Regions from separate parts of the Homo sapiens genome. Here region 2 is linked to region 1. A link is a loop called in an ENCODE intact Hi-C map of the cell type or tissue named here. Cell type or tissue: tibial artery. All regions are shown on one strand. Links, peaks and the distances in the headings refer to the core of each region. The heading gives the core; the rest is flanking DNA. Region 1 has its middle 12 kb from the start of LINC02926. Region 2 overlaps WDR83 (WD repeat domain 83).

What was found. Peaks named below come from ENCODE experiments on the same cell type or tissue, not always from the same donor. Only the 100,000 strongest peaks of a DNase experiment are listed, where the experiment ranks them.
Region 2: it touches region 1 in a loop (3-fold over the local background); 86 of 110 quality-filtered maps call a loop at or near these places.

What each region holds. Positions count from the first base shown.
Region 1 is chr19:12,562,554-12,565,462 of GRCh38, reverse strand. No RefSeq gene overlaps it. Among named protein-coding and RNA genes, the nearest start is that of LINC02926, 12 kb to the right of the region's middle. In tibial artery, for the core only: a CTCF peak has its summit at 1,224 (motif pointing left); a DNase peak (open chromatin) is centred at 1,212; H3K27ac peaks cover 543 bases.
Region 2 is chr19:12,674,981-12,677,889 of GRCh38, reverse strand. WDR83 (WD repeat domain 83) reads right to left here. Exons shown (of 11, transcript NM_001099737.3): 11 at 2,058-2,367. The coding sequence ends at 2,218. It overlaps DHPS (deoxyhypusine synthase), which reads left to right. Exons shown (of 9, transcript NM_001930.4): 6 at 494-599; 7 at 679-782; 8 at 1,748-1,873; 9 at 1,957-2,173. The coding sequence ends at 2,052. Among named protein-coding and RNA genes, the nearest start is that of DHPS, 5.4 kb to the left of the region's middle. RefSeq lists an enhancer at 1,434-1,483. In tibial artery, for the core only: a CTCF peak has its summit at 1,366 (motif pointing left); a DNase peak (open chromatin) is centred at 1,365.

The DNA.
Region 1 (2,909 bases), core at 203-2,702:
GCAGGAGAATCGCTTGAACCCAGGAGGCGGAGGTTGCAGAGAGCTGAGATCACGCCACTGCACTCCAGCCTGGCAACAGAGCGAGGTTCCTTTAAAAAAAAAAAAAAAAAAGACAGAGTTTTGCTTTGTTGCCCAGGCTGGAGTGTAATGGCTTGATCTCGGCTCACCGCAACCTCTGCCTCCCAGGCTCAAGCGATTCTCCTGCCTCACCCTCCCAAGTAACTGAGATTACAGGCACCGGCCACCACACCTGGCTAACTTTTTTGTATTTTTAGTAGAGATGGGGTTTCATCATGTTGGCCAGGCTGGTCTTGAACTCCTGACCTCAGTTGATCCACCCGCCTTGGCCTCCCAAAGTACTGGGATTACAGGCGTGAGCCACCACGTCCGGCCAAGACTGGTAATTTTAAATGGAAAAGTATATCACAATTTGGTTGAGTGTAGAAGTAGTGTCAGAATGTTTGAGAGAACATACATTACCACTTATTTGTATATTTATATTTTAGATTTGTAACAACTGGTAAGGACTTCTGAAGAGTTTTATTGATGGAGAGATTTTAAAGGATTAAAGAATAAAATATCGCATTTGTAAATGCCATGTAAAATGTTTAAGTTATTTCAGCACTCCCACTGGGTTAAGTGGGAGCCACAAATGGTTCTGAGCAGGCTGGGCGCGATGGCTCATGCCTGTAATCCCGGCACTTTGGGAGGCCGAGGCGGGTGGATCACTTGAGGTCAGGAGTTCGAGACCAGCCCGACCAACGTGGTGAAACCCCGTCTCTATTAAAAATACAAAAACTAGCTGGGCGTGGTGGCTCACATCTGTAATCCCAGCTATTCGGGAGGCTGAGGCAGGAGAGTTACATGAACCTGGGAGGTGGAGGTTGTAGTAAGCCGAGATTGCACCATTGCACTCCAGTCTGGGCGACAGAGCAAGACTCCGTCCCTCAAAAAAAAAAAATGTTCTGAGCAAAGGAAAGACTGATCTGATTTAGGTTTTGCGTAAATATCCTCCAGCTATGGGCTGCGGGGCGTGTGTCGCTGGGTGGGTGGGTTAGGTGGACAAAACTGGATCCTAGTGCCTATGCGCCCCTTTAAAACGAATAAAAAGACGTAGTTCTCAACCAGGGACGTCCTTGGTGATGCTCTGCTGGTCCTGCAGCCTGAGGGCTTTTTCCAGACGCTTTGACCTGTGCACTTCTGCCCCCACGCGGCCAATGCCTGAACTGCAGCAACGTCCTGCAGACCCAGTTTCCTTTTTTGGTACCAGGCATATGCAGGGCGTGGACAGATCCTACAATGGAACCAGCCAGAGACTGCCCTAGAGAAACTCATATGCCGGGATTTGGATGTTTGTAGGATAACATCATGAGCAGCAGCTTTGCAGGACCACACATGTTCCAGGGAGATTCTCAGAGGAGGGATCTTTGGGCAGTGTCTCCAAAGACCAGTAAGAATATTTCAGGAAGACACAACAAGAAAAAATATTCTAGGCAAAGTGAAAACTGACATTGATACCCCGACCCCAACCCCTCTTAACTGCTACTTCCGACCTGGGTCGTGGAGCTACCATTCAAGCCCTATACCCAATACTCATCTTGAACTACTTAACTACTTATTTATGTATTTATTTATTTATTATTATTATTATTATTTTGAGACGGAGTCTCACTCTGTCACCCAGGCTGGAGTGCAGTAGCGCGATCTCGGCTCACTGCAACCTTCACCTCCCGGGTTCATGTGATTCTCCTGCCTCAGCCTCCCTGGCAGCTGTGATTACAGGTACCTGCCACCATGCCTGGATAATTTTTTTTTTCTTTTTCTGAGACAGAGTTTCACTCTTGTTGCCCAGGCTGGAGTGCAGTAGCATGATCTCGGCTCACTGCAACCTCCACTTCCCGGGTTGAAACAATTCTCCTGCCTCAGCCTCCCGAGTAGCTGGGATTACAGACACGCACCACCACGCCTGGCTAATTTTTGTATTTTTAGTAGAGACAAGAGTTTCACCATGTCGGTCAGCCCAGTCTTGAACTCCTGACCTTGTGATCTGCCCGCCTCGGCCTCCCAAAGTGCTGGGATTACAGGCGTGAGCCACTGCACCTGGCCCCACCTGGGTAATTTTTGTATTTTTAGTAGAGACAGGGTTTCACCATGTTGGCCAGGCTGGTCTTGAATTCCTGACCGCAGGTTATCCACCCACCTTGGCCTCCCAAAGTGCTGGGATTACAGGCATGAGCCACCAAGCCTGACCTACTTATTTCTTCTCACTCCCATCATCCCAATTGCCACCACCCAGGTCTAGACACTCACCTGGGTACCTGTCAAAGTGTCCTCCTTGGTCTCCCAAACTTCAATTCCTAGTCATTCACCTCGGCACCAAAGGGACATTTTTCTCTCTCTTCCCTGCTCACACACCTCCCATGGCTCCCTAGTGCTCTCAAGTGCAAGTCCAAGCTCCTCAGCCTGGCACCTGAAGTCTTGAAGACCCAGTTCTGCCTGTCCCACTATATCATTAGCATGACCAACTAGAAAGACATTAATAAAAAGAATAGCACTACCTCTATTTATTGAGTGCCTACCTGGTGCTAAGACATGTGTCTTGCAGTTTCAAGGTGCACTCACAACAACTTTATTATCTTCGTTTTACAGAAGGGGCTATTGAGGTTTAGAGAACTCAAGGGACTTGTTCAAGGTCCCCGCCTAAGTATGAACTCAATTCTTTCCAACTCCAAAGCTCAGGCCTAAACCCAACGCTCTGTCCCCTCCATGACAAACCTCTAGTGGGATGGGTTTAACTTTCTTGCCATTTCTGTCTTTTACTCTACTTGAGCCACTATAACAAAATACAATACGATTACAAAATAACAAAATACAATAACAAAATACGATTCTTGACACCATGAAGTCCA
Region 2 (2,909 bases), core at 303-2,802, 110 kb before region 1:
CGGGTGGATCACCTGAAGTCAGGAGTTCAAGACCAGCCTGGCCAACATGGTGGAACCCTGTCTCTACTAAAAAAACAAAATGCAAAATTAGCTGGGCATAGTGGCATGCGCCTGTAATCCTAGCTACTCGGGAGGCTGAAGCAGGAGAATCACTGGAACCCAGGAGGCAGAGGTTGCAGTGAGCTGAGATAGTGCCATTGCACTCCAGCCTGGGCAACGAGTGAAACTCCGTCTCAGGGAATAAAAAAAAAGAGAGAGAAACAGCTCAGCAAGCTAAGAATAGGCTGGTTCTTTATGTGCCAGGCACTATACTAAGTGTTTTCTGTGGGTTTTCTCATATAGGCCTCATCTGTGAGAGGTGTTTCTGTTATGCTTATAATTGAGGAAACAGTCCTAGAGAAATTAGGCACCCCATCCACAGTCAGATAGTCATATAGCCAGCATGGAGACGAGGCTCTGAGCTCCAGCCACTGTCCTGTCATGTTCTCTGCAGAACCACATCCCTGTGTTTAGTCCCGCACTTACAGACGGCTCGCTGGGCGACATGATCTTCTTCCATTCCTACAAGAACCCGGGCCTGGTCCTGGACATCGTTGAGGGTGAGGCGCTAGGGCCACAGAGGAGAGGGGAAGGAGGGCTGGCTGAGTCCAAGGCCTGACTTCGGCGCTCTTCCCCCAGACCTGAGGCTCATCAACACACAGGCCATCTTTGCCAAGTGCACTGGGATGATCATTCTGGGCGGGGGCGTGGTCAAGCACCACATTGCCAATGCCAACCTCATGGTGAGTGGGGGTGGCGCTTCGGCCCACTCTGCAGACATGCTGTGTGGTGGGCCTATGCCATGTGCTGGGTAGACAGCATGAACTAGACAGGCCAGGATCCCTGCTCCCCGGGACTGATGTTCTAGTAGGGGAGATAGCAAACAAGTGACATCCACGTCAGGGGGCAGTCATTGCTACGGGGAATACTAAATGATGGCATGAGAAGAGAAAGGGGTGCTGTCCAACAAGAGGTTTTGGAAGGAGGCTTCTGGAAGTGTGAGCTGGGAGCAGGGGTTTGGGGAGGCATCTCCCAGGAGCTATGTGGTTGTCTCCCGTGCCAGGAGTTTGTGCTGCTGTACTAGCATTGAGCTTCTGGATTGCAAAGTTCCCAGGAGAGGGAACAGCCATTGCAAAGGCTCTGGGGCGCCTGAAGTAATCCAGGAACAGCTGGGTACCTGGTGAGGGGAAGGTGGAGTGGTGAGGGCCAGGAGGTGATGCAGGGAGGTGCCACAGGGAGCCTGCTGGGCCCTGTGGGCTGAGGCGGGGCTTTGGCTTTTGCACTGAGAGAAGTGGGAGAGGACTTGACTCGGGTTCCCATGCTCCCCCTGGTGGCCATGTGGTGAACAGATGGTGGCAGGTGAGTGAGAACTCCAGTCCAGGACAGTGGTGACCATGCAGGGATCAGGAGGCAGGCGGTGGTTGGATTTGGAGGGCTTCTGAAGATAGAGTTGCTGGCAGCTCCTGCCTTGCAGATGGGGCAGGGTTGTTGACACCTGGCTGTTGGGTCTGGGGAAACACAGCCATCGTTGCCCAGCAGCTCTAGTGACCCCAGACATTGACATGGGCCCTGTCTGGGAGCGAATGTCTGTGAAGGGCTTCCTTCATCTGGGACACACCTCTCAGCCTGTTTGGCTACGGTGTCCTCCCTCTGTGTCTGTCTCCTGTGACTGGCTGACTGGGCCCACCGTGCCCCCGCCTCCCCACAGCGGAACGGGGCCGACTACGCTGTTTACATCAACACAGCCCAGGAGTTTGATGGCTCTGACTCAGGTGCCCGACCAGACGAGGCTGTCTCCTGGGGCAAGATCCGGGTGGATGCACAGCCCGTCAAGGTAAGCGCTGGCTGGGTGGGGCATAGGGTCTCTGGGACGATGAGTGTGGGTCCCATGGCTTACCCAGGTTCCCCCCTACCCAGGTCTATGCTGACGCCTCCCTGGTCTTCCCCCTGCTTGTGGCTGAAACCTTTGCCCAGAAGATGGATGCCTTCATGCATGAGAAGAACGAGGACTGAGCGGCTGCGGTCCCAGGAAGGTCTTACCCCCTCTTCTATTTATTAATTTGCAGACCCAGCCCCTCCCCTACTTTTTGGTCAGCTACGTCTCTAGAATAAGATGGTATCTGAAGTCCTTCCATGTCTGTGTCTCGGTCCTTGGTCCTGTTGGTGGGTCCCCTGGCTTCAGCCTGCTCCATCCTCTGCCTCATAGGCCTCCTCTCGCCAGCACTGGACGCTGCCTCCCATGGCGGTCAGCAGGCAGGGCTCTGTTGGGTGGTAGGCCAGCGACTGCACCACACCGGAACCCACAGGCAGGGCCAGAGCCAGCGCACCCTGTGGAGCGAGGGGTAGGGAGTGGTTATCTGTGGCTGGGCTGTACCCTGGTTTCTGAGGTCCCTGGGCACCCCCCATCTCAGTCCTGCCTGAAGCCCTCAGTCACCTCTCCCCGACCTTCAGCCACCTGCCTCTAATTGCCTCCTAGACACTGCAAAATTAATCTACCTCAGACTGAGCCCCTCAGTAGCTCTGTCCTACCAGGTGTTCAGGCCGCAAGTCTTGGGAGCCTCTTATTGATTTTTTATTTTTTAAAATAGCAGAGATGGGGTCTTACCATGTTGCCCAGGCTGGTCTCGAACTCCTGGCCTCAAGTGATCCTCCTGCCTTGGCCTCCCAAAGTGCTAGGACTACAGGTGTGAGCCACCATGCCTGGCTTTGGGAGTCTTTTTCTTTTTCTGTTTTTTTTTGAGATGGAGTCTTGCTCTGTCGCCAGGCTGGAGTGCAGTGGCGCCATCTGGGCTCACTGCAACCTCCGACTCCCTAGTTCAAGCGATTCTCCTGCCTCAGCCTCCCGAGTAGGTGGGATTACAGGCACGCGC